Linked DNA regions of Mus musculus: region 1 is linked to region 2. A link is a contact called in ENCODE POLR2A ChIA-PET data. All regions are on one chromosome and are shown on one strand. The core of a region is the stretch at or near the end of the contact, and the rest is flanking DNA. Distances in the headings are between cores, read along the strand shown. Region 1 holds the start of Etfa (electron transferring flavoprotein, alpha polypeptide). Region 2 holds the start of Scaper (S phase cyclin A-associated protein in the ER).

Region 1 (7,568 bases), core at 323-2,822, 430 kb after region 2:
CTTCAAGGACTAGCTGAAGGCAATTCTCCCCCTTCTTTTGTTCTTTGTACAATTATTTCTACAAATAGCAAGCAGCCATATATAGGCTAGCTAATAGAAACCATCTTCTGCCTCCAAAATGTCTATAACTCAGTGGGAAAGAAGAGCATCCAAACACCTAGAGGGAACACTTTCATAACATCAGTCCTTCAGACGCACATTTGTCTGGTACTTGACATACATGTAAATGTAGAAACATATCTAATTGTACCCTCCCTCCAGAAGTTCTTCAAGGACACTCTTCTGTCTTCCAAATGAGTATGGTGATTTGTTACAGATCTGGGCCATTTTCTGTGTTTTACTTTGTACCGGCTCTGCTCTGCCCATAACCATCATGCCCTGTGGGCACTGTGCCTCTACAGGGCATGGCTGCTGCTGCTTCGCTGGAGCCTAGGATGTGCCCGAGACATCTCATGGCAGGAGGGAGGATTCTCTCCTCTTTGGTGTTTTGCCTTATCATGGAGGCAGGAAGGAGGTAGTTCATATCTCATTTAAAAAATTTTTTAAATAAAAATACTCCTTTTGATTTTTACTTACTCTTCTTTCTTTTTTCAATAGGACTTAGATTTGAGTCTAGTGGGGTAGTTCTATTGGAAGAAGAAAGTGATGGTAAACAGAATACTAGTTGTCCCTCCCACGAACAGCTTAGGTGGGCACAGTCCCAGTCCTCCACAAGCGTGGTCTTGTATAAGATGGGTTCTCACTCGGTTCACAAAACTAAGAGAGTAAAGAAGAGAAATATTCACTGTAGGGGACTAGAGATTATTGTGAAGAAATACTATTGTGGGCTAGCTCTTAAAGGTGCAATTCACTCCTGAGAGGGCTTGAGTTCTGGGACATCCTGAGCAGCCCAGAAGGCAGGTAGATTGGTCGGTCCAAAGAGCAAGAGAGATTTTAACAGCCACAGGCACTGATGCCAGAGGATAGAAGTGAGTCTGACTAAGGGCAGAGAAGAGTATGGAGAAGATCTGGGTGGACCTCAAACCTGGCCCTAGGCTGCTGGGGTGGTTCATCTCCATCCCATTCTGCCTCCTTCTGTGTAGTTTGTACGATCTCCATTTCCTTCTAGAATCCAGCTCAAATATCGCCAACTCAATAGACCCTTCCCAGGAAGTAGCAAATAAATTATTTATATTATTTATTAATAACTTTTTGTTTTGTTTTGTTTTGAGTCTCCTAAGGTCCCCAGGACTGACACCTAATTAATGCACGTTTACAATTCTCCTCACCTGCGACTATTTGGTTGGCACATTACACGTGCAGCGCTGACACTGGGCGTAAATGAGAGTGGAAAAGGACTGGAGTGAGGGGGTTCCCTTCGCGGGTGGAAAGAAAGCTGCGTACAACAGGGCAGTTAGTCCAGACAACGTTACCAACGAAAGTCCGAGACCGTCAGGGAACAGAGCCAAGCAACTGGAGGGCGTGGCGCGCATGCCAGCGTCTCGGCGCACACCCTTACCTTTGCCCTACTCCCAAGTCCCGCCTCTAACTTTCCGCTTTCCTCATTGGCTGCGTGGCTGCCCAATGGGCTCCCGGGAAGCGCGAGCCCCCGCAGTCCAGGACTAAGCTGTCAGCTCTCGTGCTCGCATCTCGCGAGCGTTCGGGTCTCTGGTAGAGGAGGCGGCGGCGGTGGCGGCGGCGGTGGTTCCCGCGCGCTCCGGGTCTCTGAGGCTGAGGGTACTGCGGGGCTGACTAGAACAGAGACAATGTTTCGAGCAGCGGCGCCTGGGCAGCTCCGGCGGGCGGTGAGTCCGGACAGGGAGGGCCGAGCAGGTGACGTCCGAGCCGCAGCCTGCTGACCCTGTCAGGCGAAGGTCACGGGCTCCCTCGACTCCCACCGTCCGCGTAGACAGTCGGTGCAGTGCCCGGGACGCGGGTCAAAGTTCTGGAGCCTTCGCCCTTGACCTCTTCCGGGTCACGCTGCCCCAACCCGGGTTCCCACGGCCCTGACTCTCGCGGGGCACTCTGGGGCTACTAGGTTCTCTCGCCTGGAGGGGAGCTGCGTCCCCCCAAAGGGGCCAGATGCCGCCGCGGAACCTCTTGGGGAAGAGTTCGAAACCTAGGCCTCCTGTGGCTGCCCTGGACGCCCACTGCCAAGGGCAGGGGCGGAGTGCTCTGCGGCTGGGCTGGTGAGACCGGGCTGAGTGGAGGAGGGGCTGGGACGTACCCGCCTGGGATCCAGTCCTGAGAAGTCGCAGACTGATGTTGCCTCAGTAGCCTTGGAAACTTGGTAGTGGGGACTTTTTCCGTGGTGACAAAGTTTACCATTTGTCTGTTTTTCGAGGACTTGAAAAAACAAAACAAAACTTTTTTTTTCTTTCTTGTCGGGGTGCTGTAAGGGAATAGCAGTTGAAGGCTGACCAGTTCCAAGGCAATAATTTAAGGAGCTTGTAGATTTTTCTAATTTACATTAAGATTGCTAGAGAAGCAATATCAGCAGCCTTGGCCTGCAAGTTATGCAGACGTTTTGTAACTTTTATACGTACTTTTTATTTTAGTGCCTTTTACCCCAATCACCACTGAGATTTTTTTCTGTCTGGGATACAACTTATGGGCTTCTTGGAAGTTTGAAGACTCCCCCCCCCCCACTTTGAATGTTGCCACTCCTTGTTAAAAAAAAAGTTAAAACACATCGTTCAGGATCCTAGCCCATCTTTCTCCCACGAGATTTTTTTAACCTCCTTTCTATAATAAAAGAATCAGTAAGCAAGTGAAGGCCATGGCTTTTGGGGGGGAGGGGCGGTTTCCAAGCAGCAGTACCTGACTTGAAGATCTATACAGAACTTGCGAAGCAATTTTGTGCATAGGTTTTATGCTCGGCCTAATTGTGGTAAGGAGAATTTAGAATTTGGTGATTTTGTAGAACTAGTCGGGGGAAAGTCCAAGTACCCAGTATTTATACATAGGCAGCATTGCCAAACCTTTGTTGTGATTTGCCAAGAATTGTGACCTTGGCCTATTTTTAAAATTAGAAGTCAAGGGTAGTAGAGTACTGTCTCTAAAGTCATTAATATTTTTTTTAAGATTTGAATGCAGCCGGGCGTGGTGGCACATGCCTTTAATCCCAGTACTCGGGAGGCAGAGGCAGGCGGATTTCTGAGTTTGAGGCCAGCCTGGTCTACAGAGTGAGTTCCAGGACAGCCAGGGATACACAGAGAAACCCTGTCTCGAAAAAAAACAACAACAACAACAAAAAAAAACCAACCAAACAAACAAACAAAAAAAGATTTGAACTGCAAGCACGAAACAAATGGTGTGAATATACTCAAATAGACCCACACACACATATTCTATCTTCTTAAAATTTAAAGTAATTACAAGTTTACAGAAAAGTGGCCAAAAAAAAAAAAAAAAAAAACACCAAAAAACCCCAACCTCACCATTTCCCAGAACCCTTCCTCGAATTTCACAGTGCGTTAACAGTTGACACATGTTTCATCTCTCAGTGTACACCCATTATAGTACAACAAAAACAGACAAATCACTGATTGACAGCACGAACACATACCCGAGGTAGCCCAGTTCCTCTGGTTTTCATGCTGATTTAGTCTTTATTAGAAAAGTTCCTCAGCCTTTCAATTTGACATTGGCATTTTTATGGGGCACAGGCCTTGTGTAGGCCTTGTGTTTTGTAGACTGTCACCCAATTTATGTCTGCCTGACATTTCCCTCATGACTGCATCCTGTGTATCCTATATTGTTGTCAGGAATCTCAGAAGTGATTTGGGCTCTCAGTGCATTGTATGAGGTGGCACACAACACTGTATGTCCCACTAGTAAAGATCTTAACTTAGGTTACTTAGGTAATAAATTGTTTGCCAGGTTTCCCCAATGTTAAGTAAATACCCTCTGTGTAATTTGTAACTAACCCCAAAGATAGAGTGAGACTCTGTAAAGCTGGTTCTCACAGACTTTCACATACTAGTTTTAACACATGATTGAGAAATAACAGACGATGCTATAAAGCCAAAATGGTTTATCTCAAATCTCTGCTCTTTTTTTTTTTTTTTTGCATGTTTATGTTTGTGATGTATTTGTGTTTGCAGTGTGTAGGTGCAGGTGTGTGTATGAGTGTGTGAAGCATGCAGGAGTTGAGTATTCTAGCTGTTGAAGTTGCCCTTAAGTCAGGGATTTCAGGCAGCCAATAGATCTGCTTTAAAAAAAAAAAAAAAAAGAAAAAACATGGGTTCTGAAGATTCAAACTTTTTTCCTCACACTCGGCTGGGCAAGTGCTTTATCCACTGAGCGCTCTCTCCAGCTTGTACTCTTAAATTAAAAACAAACAACCAACCCCAAAACCTCTGTAGCTATGATTTCTTTAAAAAACAAACAAACAAACAAACAGACCCAAGACATGTTTTTACTAATGACATTTTTACTACCCAAGCCATTCCAGTTTCAGCTGATCTGTGTCACTGAGCAATGTCCTTCTGGAGGAAATCTTCAAAGTCATCTGAACGAAGGTGCTTTTGTTTATTTTGTCTTTTGGAGATAAGGTCTTGTCTAGACTTGGCTGGCCTAAGACTTATAGTAATCCTCCTGTCTCTGTGTATCAAATATTGGTAGTATAGTCACTCTGTTAGGACACCCATCAGTGAAGGCATGTCTACCAAGTTATACAGCTAGAGAGTGCACTCAAAGAAAATAGTCTAGAATTTGCAGTTGGTATTCTTTTTTTTTGTTTTGTTTTGTTTTTTTGTTTTTTCGAGACAGGGTTTCTCTGTATTCTTGCTGAGTTATTGTATGAGTTATTATTAATTTGTTTTTAAAATTTTTTGTCGGTTAGTAAGAGCCTAAAAATTTTTTTATGTAGTAAGTGAAGCAATACTTTCAGGTCATTTGAGTGCTCTTGTTTCTGTGTTCATTGGCAGACAGGACGGAGCATCTGTCATGACTGAGAGCTGTGAACTATTAAGGACAGGACATTTTTCAGAACCCATTGTTGAACATTGATGAATGATAATGAACTCTATGATTCACATGCAAATTTAAATTTCATTTTGAAAGAAGGGAGCCGATTTTTGTGTGATTCTGAAACAAAATTTATTGCATAAAGTGATTTCATTAAAATTAATGCTGTCTGCCAATGTGTCTACTAAGAGTCTTGTCTGTTTTTAAAATGAAGTAAATTGACTGTTTTTAATATTATAATCAATGTCATATGACATTTCTAGTCATGGTTGAAAGCTTCTATGTTTTATTACTAAAGAGGTTAAAGCAGTTTAAGTACAGAAATGTAATCTACATTTTATTATGACAAAATGTATGTTAAGTAGGGATAGAAGACTTTAAGTATGTATTTAATCCCTTTACATAGTATTTGGCAATGTTTTTTAGTTAAGAAGGAAAAACAAAACAAAGTCTCACTCCCTTCCCCCACCCCTCTGTACCTGCTCCCTGTGTCCTCATTCCATTTACTTTCTTAAAGGTGGTTGGGAAGAAATAGGTTAGTGCAGCTTTTACTACTCTAGACTATGAGGGGGTTTGCCAGGGTGCTAGAACTCAGAGTTGCAGTGATGAGAATGCTAAGAAACTCACTGTAAACAAAATAGTGTCAGTAGTGTTGAGTTTGAGTAGGAGAAGGGCCAGGATGTGTGCACTGGACTAGCTCATCGAGAGTGTTTGTGACCAAAGAGATTGGCTTAGTGCCGTGGAAGAGATGGAAGCCAGCTTGCTGTGAGTAAAGGAGGAAAAGGCAAGCTAGTAGGGGGATCTGTGGATGATAAGTTTGGCTCTCAGAGGGTATAGGGAGGGTGATGATCTCTTTAAACCCTGCACTCAAGAAGTATGCTACTCAGTAACAGACCAGTCAGCTTTATACAGGCAAATGGCTGGAAAGCGAAAGAAAAGAAAGAAAGAAATACATTTTACTGTTTGGAACTAAGTGTAGTCAGTATCTAGATAGATTCTCAAGAAGCATGGTGGGTTATCTATGTCAGTGACTTAGCAAGTTATATACTGCCTTGTGATGACCAATTGGATTGTCAACTTGATTGGATTAGGGAGCCCAGTGTAGTAACACTAGTCTGTAATCCCAGCACTCAGGAGTCAGGGGCACAGTGATCTTTTGAGCTGGAGGTCAGCCTTGTCTATATATTGAATTCCAGGCCATTGGGGCTATATATTGAGACCCTGTCTTTAAAAAACAAAGCAACACCCATGTAGCCATTAATAAGTCACATCTTTGGGTTTGTCTGTGAATGTGTTCACAGAGTTGTTTAACTGAGGAGGGGCACTTGCCCTGAAAGTGGTGGCGGCATCCTTTGGGCTGATGTTCTAAGTGGAATAAACAAGGAAGAAGGAGAAGGCCACCTGAGCACCAGCATTCATTTCTCTCTTCTGCTCCAGGAAGGAAGCCCAGCATCGTGCTCCATTCCTGTGAATTCTGCCGTCTTTCCTGCCATGATGAGCTCTACCTTCTTAAGCTAGAGCCAGAACAAATTCTGTTTTCATTAAGTTGCTTTTTGTAAGGTCACAGCAGTGACTAACTTAGAGATAGTCTAGGAACTGTTGCTTTTTAGGTTTCAAATATTTTGGGAAACCTTTTAATTTAGTCTCTCAGCCTTCACTGAGTGTCACTTATTTGCCAGGCACAAAAGTAGATACTGAACTCATAGTGAAAGCAATCCCTGCCTGTTTGGTAGCTTGGAGAAGATACATGCTAAGCACATTAAGAGGATCAGTGTAGGAAGAATGAATAGGTATTTGGGGAGCATAAACTCCTTTGGGGACTGGAGAAAGTCTAAAAGGGTATTGCAAAGTCTTAGGAAACTGAAGTTTACTAAGCTTCTTACTACACAGTAATGAAAATGATGGTTTTCTCTAACTTTTCATATTTTTATGCTTGTGGTACCAGGGATGCTAGACAAGTATTCTACCATTGATCTTTATACACAGCTTCTTTTTACTTTTTATTTTGATTCAGATTGGTAACTTTGTAGCCAAGGCTGGCCTTGAACTTGTGTTCTTCCTATTTTAGAATTATTAGGAGCTGAGATTCCAGGTCTGTACCACCAAGCTAAGTTTTTTCTTAGATTAAAACTATAGGTCATTGAGATGGCTTAGTGGGCAGAGGTGCTTGCTATCAAGCCTGCCAGTTGTAATTTGACAGGTCCGTAGAATCTACATGGTGAAGAGAACTAACCCCCTTAGATTATACTCTGACCTCCACATGCTCATTATGGTATGCGTGTATATGTATGTACACACAAGATACTTTTTTTTTTTAATGTGATGGAGAGATGCCTCAGTGGTTAAGAGTGCTGGAGTCCCAGCACCCACATGGTGGCTCACAACCATCCATAACTCCAGTTTTGGGGATCTGATAGATTCCTTTGAGCTCTATAGGTTTCAGGGAGGTGTGTATAGATAGACACATGCAAGCTAAACATTCATATAATATATATATCTAAAATTAAAATGTTCATTTTTTAACTTTTGACTGTTTGAAATCAATCACATTACCATTGTTTTGATTCTGTTCATGTCCTGTGTGTTAGCATGTTTTTATTTTTAAAATGATGTTTCTA
Region 2 (7,633 bases), core at 4,075-6,574:
CCCAACTGTGCTGCCTTGTCTGGCCTCAGTGGGACAGGATGTGTCTAACCCTGCAGAGACTTGATGTGCCAGGGTTAGAGGATCCCAGAAAGGGGTATCCTCTTAGAGAAGAAGGGGAGAGGGGTGGGGAGAGGAACTGTGTGGGTGTGGGGACTGGGAGTGGGGCTAGTGATCAGGATGTAAAATAAATGAATAAATAAATAAATAGGAAAAAAGATATGACAGCCTTTAATTTAAGTCAAAGAGTTCTTCAAGAGTGGGAGAGGCTGTGCTGTATGGTTTGGACTCTTGAGGGGTGGGAGGGGCTGTACTATATGGTTTGGACTGACTGTGGAATAAGTGGACTTCACTGACTGAAGCAGTAGCTTCCCCAGCCACCAGTCCATTCTCCTCACTGAATGTTCCTTCTAATGTTTGGCTGTGGGTCTCTGCATCTGTTTCAGTCAGCTGCTGAATGGAGCCTTTCAGAGGACAGTAATGCTAGGCTCCTGTCTGCAGCATAACAGAATATAATTAATAGTATCAGGAATTGGTACTTGCCCATGGGTTGAGAAACCACAAGGACCTGAAGCATCTCTCAGGAAGACTTTGGCCAAGGAGGTGCTGAAGCTACAGAGTTCACCTTTCAACCTTCCATTCAGTTCAGTATTGTGAGCCAGCACATTGCACAACAGAGTGCATGCTGTGAACCTCTGCTAGAACTAACACACTATCAAAAATGGACCCGAGGCCTACAGCCTACTACACACAGTGTCTCCTAAGGATGCTCATGGTTTTTGCTTGCTTCTAATTAGTTCCAACAAATATGAGGAATTTTTAAGGGAAATGTTTTGTAACACAAGAAATAGTTTTATATGAGGTATTTAGAAATATTTCAGCTGTATTTCTATAAATATCTCATTGGAACAATGTTAAGTGACTGGTTAGAATTTCAAATAGCAACTCAAAACAAGCAAATATATAAAAATATCAAATATACCAAAAATTAGGTAACAATTATGAATCCTGTTGGTCAATATGAGTAAATAATATTGCTTTTCCTGTGGTAAAGTTGACCATGAAGAAGTAATAGCAATCTTACAGAGCAAAATGTTAGAGAAAATTAGCTGGAATTTACAGACTTAAGTGCAGTGTATTGATTGTTTCAAGTTGAAATCACTCCTATAGATGAATCTGCATGGACATAACTTCTCTCTGGAGTATTTCTACATGTTCTCATAGTTGAATCAAAGTTGCTACTTACTTCAAAATATTCAGTATTGTGAAACCATAAACAAAACAGCTGGAGTAATTTCATGGGACAGTGATCCGCATCTGCAAGTGCTTCATGAGCAAATATGCATGCATGCCTGTGACCACAGATTTTGAGAAAATAACTGCTCAATTGCCAATATTAATGCAATATAAGCCAGATAGTATTATAAAAACTTGCATATTAATAACAGGAGAAAGCCTTGAGGAGAAATATTTTCAAGTGTTGCTCCTTGATTCTCTGAGTCAGCAGAAGTTGAGGAGAGGTTCCAAAATTCTAGCACACTATCCCAAATTCACTCAGTTGTAAGTGTTCAACATGAGGCCTGAAAAATATTTTCTAATAGGTGTTCCTGACATCAACTCTTAAGTCCACTGTAGTTTGAGATCCACTGAGAGTGGACACTCAAGTAGAATACATCCAAGAGTGAAGAACAGAGAATGCCCATTTATGTATATTGCTAAAAATATGAAGTAAATAGATATAATAGGGGATGGGGAGGCAAAGGAGTGAGGGAATGGAGAGATAGCTGCTGAATTTGGTCCTTGGGCAGCCATTCCTGGAGGTAGTCCAAACCCTCTTTGTCTTGCTTATTCTGCAGTCCATCAGTCACCAGATGGTTGGGACTTCCCTGAAGAAGACTAGCTGGAGAGGTGCCTGAGCCCCACTGGGGGGCTGGTCTTTCAGGATAGCACATGCATAGATTTGTACCTCTCCTCTAAAGTTGCCTGGACAGAGCTTACTACTCCAGCAGAAGCTAATCAGGTTTCAGGCACCCTGGCTCTCTGAGGCTGCAAGAGGATGCTGCTTGCTGCAGCTGCTCTTCTTGCTTAAATAGAATAAAAGGTTGGCATCTCCACCTCTATTTTGCAACTATGTCCTTTGCTGTGGGTAATTTTCTCCTGAAATCACCTCAGACTCCAGGAAAGCAGATCTGATGCATAAGCATCTTGTGACAAGCATCAAAACCAGTGCTCAGACAATGAGTTTCTTATGGACAAACCCCTACCTGTGTTGACTAATTTATGTGAGCTTGACAGAAGTTTGAGTCATCTCGGAAGAGGGAACTTTAGCTGGGAAACTGCTTCTATAAGGGCTGTAGGCTGGCAAGCATGTGGGGGCATGTCTGTAATTAGTGATTGATGGGAAAGGTCCTAGCCTATTGTGGGCAGTGCCACCTCTGGAGTGATGGTCTTGAGTTCTGTTAAAAAAAAAAAAAGTGGACTGAGAAAGCCACATGGAGCAAGCCAGTAAGCTGTGTTCACCTATAGCCTCTGCTTGAATTCCTCCCTTAAATTCCCACTGTGATGGACTGTTGCCTGAAAATGTAAGCAGAATGAACCCGTTCCACCCCACGTTGCTTTTGGTCAGTGCTGATCAATCAGGCCTTGTGTCAGTGCCTTAGAAGACAGGGCTGATGCTGTGCCTGAGTTCTTGAACAAAGGTATTTATTCACGGAATCTCTCTCTGTGCTTTTAATAATCTTTTCTTTTCTCTTCCCTTTTATTAAACATAGATTCTTTTCTCATACAATATAACCTGAATACATTTTCCTTCCTTCTACTCCTCCCAGTTCCTCCCCACCTTGTCTTCCATCCAGATCCACTCCCTTTCTGCCTCTCATTAGAGAAGAAGAGGCTTCTAAGAGATAATAACAAAATATAACAAAAGAAAATATAGTAAGAAAACAAAAACCATCATATTGAACCTGGACAACCCAAGACAACAGAAAAATAAAAGTGCCTTCAAAGAGAAGGGACAAGTATCTGAGACCCACTTCTTCATACTTTCAGGAGTCCCATAAAAGCACTAAACTGAAAGTCATAGTATATATGCAGAGGATCTAGTAAAGACCTGTGTAGGCCTTATGCTTGCTGCTTCAGTCTCTGTGAATTCATATGAGCTTTGCTCAGTTGTTTTAGAGGGTCGTGTTCTCTTGGTGTTCTCTCTGTTTCCCCAACTCCTGTTTCCTCTTCCTTGGGTTTCCCTGGGCTCTGCATGTAGTGGTTTGATAGAAAGACATCTTGTTTAGAGCTGTGTTTCAAGTTCTCTCTCTCTCTCTCTCTCTCTCTCTCTCTCTCTCTCTCTGCGTGTGCATGCATGTGTGTGTGTGTACACTATATGGCTGTTAGTATCTATATTTGATCCCATCTGCTTCATGAGGAAGCCTCTCTGATGATGGCTGAATAAGGAAGGCACGGATATAATCATTGTTGCTGGATATTTGATCACACTGTGAACCCCAAGATTGTACTGGAGGAAAGCTGTTTCTAGGTGTGGTGTGGCTCAGTCCTAACCCACACCTTTAACCCAAGAGCTTTCTGTTTGTTGTAAACAGGATTAAATGAAGTCAACCATAGGTCAGGAGGTGGAGCAAGTAACCAGCTGACAGGGAGTGAACACAGGACAAAACTATAGAGAGCAAGAAGTCAGGAGGACTGATAGATGCACAGGAAGTAGAAGGGAGGGACATCAAGTTGAGGGGCATATTGGACAGCATGGAGAAGAATTGCCTTTTGGGATGTCAGCCTTAGAGCATTTAGCTGGGTGCTTTCTCTGCCTCTCTTAGCTAGCAAGCTTTCACCCCAGAATCCGGCTCATGAGTCTTTATTGGTAAAATCTAATGTTTGAGATTTTGTTAAAAGCAACAAATCACTATCTTTTCTATTTGGTTTTGGGGAGAGTTGTTGACTGGTTTGTTGGGATTGTCACACTGTATTCCATGGCCTTGGTTTCTGGTAATACTGCCACAGAGACAAAGCCTTCAATATTTGGGCCTTTGGGGAACATTAAAAATTCAAACTACTGCAGGTGGGGATTTGCAGTAAAGAAATCACTAGTGACTTTAGAAAAGAATCGGAAGAAACCAAACTGCAGTAAGTCCAGACCTGAAGAGGAACTGAAGTAGTGGAGATATCTTGCAAATTGCAAAGTACAAAGGGCAGGCTATGAGGGGGAATGAAAACATGTTGAAGTGAGGGCTGGTGGTTGGGAGATTTGAAGTGGAAAGAGATTGAAGTTGTTTAAATGCTCATGAGAATAAGAGAAGATAGTAAACCAGAGAAACAAGACCCTGACCGCCATTTATATTGCACTAATTCTTCCTATCTCCACTTACTTTATTACCAATAGTGCTTATCATATAACTTACAATTTTTATTATTTGTGTTTCCTCCGAGCTCAAGAACAAACATTTCCTCCCTCCAGGATTTCTTTTGGGGGAGGACCTATTTTGTTCATTTATGACTCTAAGCAAGCTAGTAGAGCTAATGTGGCAGGTCCTTCATAACTGTTTGTCAAACAACTGAACGAATGGGTTTTCTAAGAAACCAAGAGGCGGAAGGACCTAGAAGGAGCCTCTAATACAGCGTGCACCTGCTTCCATAACTCTTACCCTCTTAAGGGTGAGGCAGATGTCAGTGACCCGTTAGCTTCCCACCTGTTGTAAGAAGTGTGAGCCAAGTTAGAATCTCAGAGTCATCTGGACGAAAAGCTGCAGAAAATACTCCTTGATATTGTACTGTGACGGGCATAGATTGTTTTCCATTTAGTTCACAACTGTGGTTTAAATACCTACACATAATCATCTTGCACTTATTGTTGTCTTTGAAATAGCTTAAGCCTACCTTTTAGGTTTTTGTAGTTGGATCCTTCCAAGCCTGGCACCGACATTTGAAACAAGCCTTTAAGTGGAGACTAAGCTCCGCTTGGCTAAGTCCCAGGTGCTTTAGTGAAAGATTGTCACACACATTTCTTGAGGTCTTTAATCGGTGGGCTGTGGTGGTAAGACACGCCGGAAGAAAGCTGAATCCGAGAAAGGGGCCAGTGTGGACAAAGCTGAGGTAGACCGTCAGTCCAAGAAAGAGAACAGCACTGAAGAAAAAGACGTTCGTCGGTACAGAGGAAACTCTTACCTTTCTACTTGAGCGCGCAAGAAGTGAGCCTAGCTGCGCCTGCGCGAATGGCCCAGGACGGCCTAGGGGGAGTGGCTGGGCTTCGGCTGGCGTCACGTGGTGCGCCGTCCATCCGCCCCGCCCGGTCCTCCGCGGCCGCCCCGCCCCACCCCGCCCCTTTCCCGCCGGGACGCTGGGAGCCGCCCCAAAGTAAGCTAAGCCTCCCGGGTAAGTGTCCGCGAGGGGCGCGCGTCGCCTCGACCCGGACGGGCCCAGGAGGGGCGCGGGCAACCTGTGTTGTGGGGCTGAGGGGACAAGATGGCGGCGGAAACCCTTCCACCTCCTCCCTCACCTGGGCGTGTGACCGGGGGAGGGGAGCCGCGAGGTGGACTGAGGAGGCCGGGCCAGGGTGGGGAGGGTCGAGCTGGCCCCGGGGCAGTGAGGGTCGTGGGACTGGGACAGACCTCAGGCCGGGCCGGGGTTAGGGTCGGGGCAGAAGACTGTCTCTAGGGGGTAGCCGAGCCTACTGGAATGTCCCTACTGCACGAGTGAGGGGTCCTCAGAAGCTGCTGCTTGCCTGCATTTGGCAGTTAATCACTTTCAGCATCTTTCCCTCCAGGGCTTTACCACACTTTCCATGAACCTAGATTCAGGCATTAGCTATCTCAGGGAAGCATGGAGGTAAAAAAAAAAAAAAAAAAAAAAAAAATTTTTTTTCTTCCCATTTTACAAATGTTTACTTGAGGCCTCAGGTGCAAACCGAAGGCCTCTCTCACCTGAGAGCCTCCTACCTCAGCGTCCTTGCCTCTGTACTTTATTAGCACTCCCCTCTGCTCAGATTTGCAGTCCTGCACACAGAAGCAGGTTAGAGTCAGTAACTGACTCCAGAGAGTTTGGGGCTTGTTAGAAAGCAGCCAGAAAATTGCTCCCCAAGCAGCACCTGCTGCTGTCCCAAAGGCTCCCTCTAAGGAGGTCTCACTACCCCATGGGCTGCCTCCTGCTGCTGGTGGACTGTATTTCTCACGTGTGTCGCGTTATTGTCTGTGGAATAGCAATTTGCTACAATCATCTTCCTGAACAGAAAATAATTCCCGGCTGCAATTTACAGATTTATTTCATCCACATCACATGGGAGAAGAGTGAGATAGATGCTGTGGACGTTTATAAATGGGAAACTTGAGGCTCAAAGAGATGATTGCTTAGCCTGATCACTTGCTGGTAATGTGGCAGATTTCTGATTTAAGATAGAAAAATAAGCACAGCACTAACCCACCCTGTCCTATGTAGGTGCTTTGAATTGGTAAATTTTTTTTCCTGTTAAGCATGACTTTCTGCAAGATGCTTGCAGATTGATTTACAACAAATACACCAAAATGACTTGAGAATGTCCATTGACATCCAAATATCTTTAGTACAAGAGCCATTTTAAAATGTCATGTGGGAAATTATGTTGGTGGGAAAAAGTGTGATGTGGCTTTTTTCCTTTGGTTTCCATCATTTGGATACGATCCATGTCATAAAACTAGCAGAAATAATGTTTCTACAAGGAACTGCTTCTCGTTCGTCATAACCCTTAAGCAAATGCCCCATCCTTCCTCTTTCTTCATTCCCTTGAGCTGCATTTGTAAAATTCTCTCCTGTTAGTCTGTTTAGGCTGCTATAACAAAATTATCTTAAACTAGAAAATGTATAAAAATAGTGATTGGTTTCTCACAGTTCTGCTGGGGAAGTCTAAGATGAAGGTGGTAGCTGATTCTGTGTTTGGTGATAGATAACCTGCTTCCTGATTATAGATGATACCTTCTTTACCCTTACATGAGGAAGAATGGGGGTTTTCCTTTAACCTCTTTTAAAAGGGCATCGTCCCATTTATGAAGACCCTCACTCTTAATTACCTCCCAAAGTATTCACCTAACACTATCAATACTATACTTTGGAAAGCTAGGGTTTCAACATGAATTTTGAGGGGACATAAACATTGAGCACATAGCACTGTGATTAAATTCCTGATGTGTTATGTCAAAACCAGGGTTGCTATATAAATGTTTTATAAATAACTTCGGTGGCTAGGTTCCCAAGGTGTTACTGTTTTACACACATTCCCCCCTTTCCATTGTGCTCCATAGATCTTAAGAATCAATGAGGATTGACTTGATAGTGAACCTTCATGAGTGCTATGTAGGAATGATTTAAAGATAAGGGGATGGAGTTCTGATGCTTTCTTTTCATCTTCATGCACCCCCTCTCCCCCAACCCAAAGCACTTTAAAAAGAAAAGCAGAAATCATTTGTGGATTACCTGTAAATATTCTTGAATCACTAGAAATGGATGATGTCGGGGTTAGGGGAATTTCTCAGTAGGTAGAGTGCGGTGTAAGCATTTAAGTTCCTGAGTTCAGCTCCTCAGCACTCATGTCAAAGTCAGGCACATGGGAGCACATCTGTAATCGCAGTGCTGGGAACGCAGATGTAGAAGGATCTCTGGGAGC

The links. ChIA-PET counts read pairs that join two places held with the same protein, here RNA polymerase II (POLR2A).
Region 1: POLR2A ChIA-PET joins it to region 2 with 10 read pairs in embryonic stem cell. The contact joins the promoter of Etfa here to the promoter of Scaper in region 2. POLR2A ChIA-PET finds 5 or more read pairs at or near these places in 3 of 5 experiments (Patski and embryonic stem cell).

The regions. Positions count from the first base shown.
Region 1 is chr9:55,506,247-55,513,814 of GRCm38, reverse strand. Etfa (electron transferring flavoprotein, alpha polypeptide) reads left to right here and starts at 1,572. Exons shown (of 12, transcript NM_145615.4): 1 at 1,572-1,784. The coding sequence starts at 1,746.
Region 2 is chr9:55,935,810-55,943,442 of GRCm38, reverse strand. Scaper (S phase cyclin A-associated protein in the ER) reads left to right here and starts at 5,324. Exons shown (of 33, transcript NM_001357652.1): 1 at 5,324-5,373.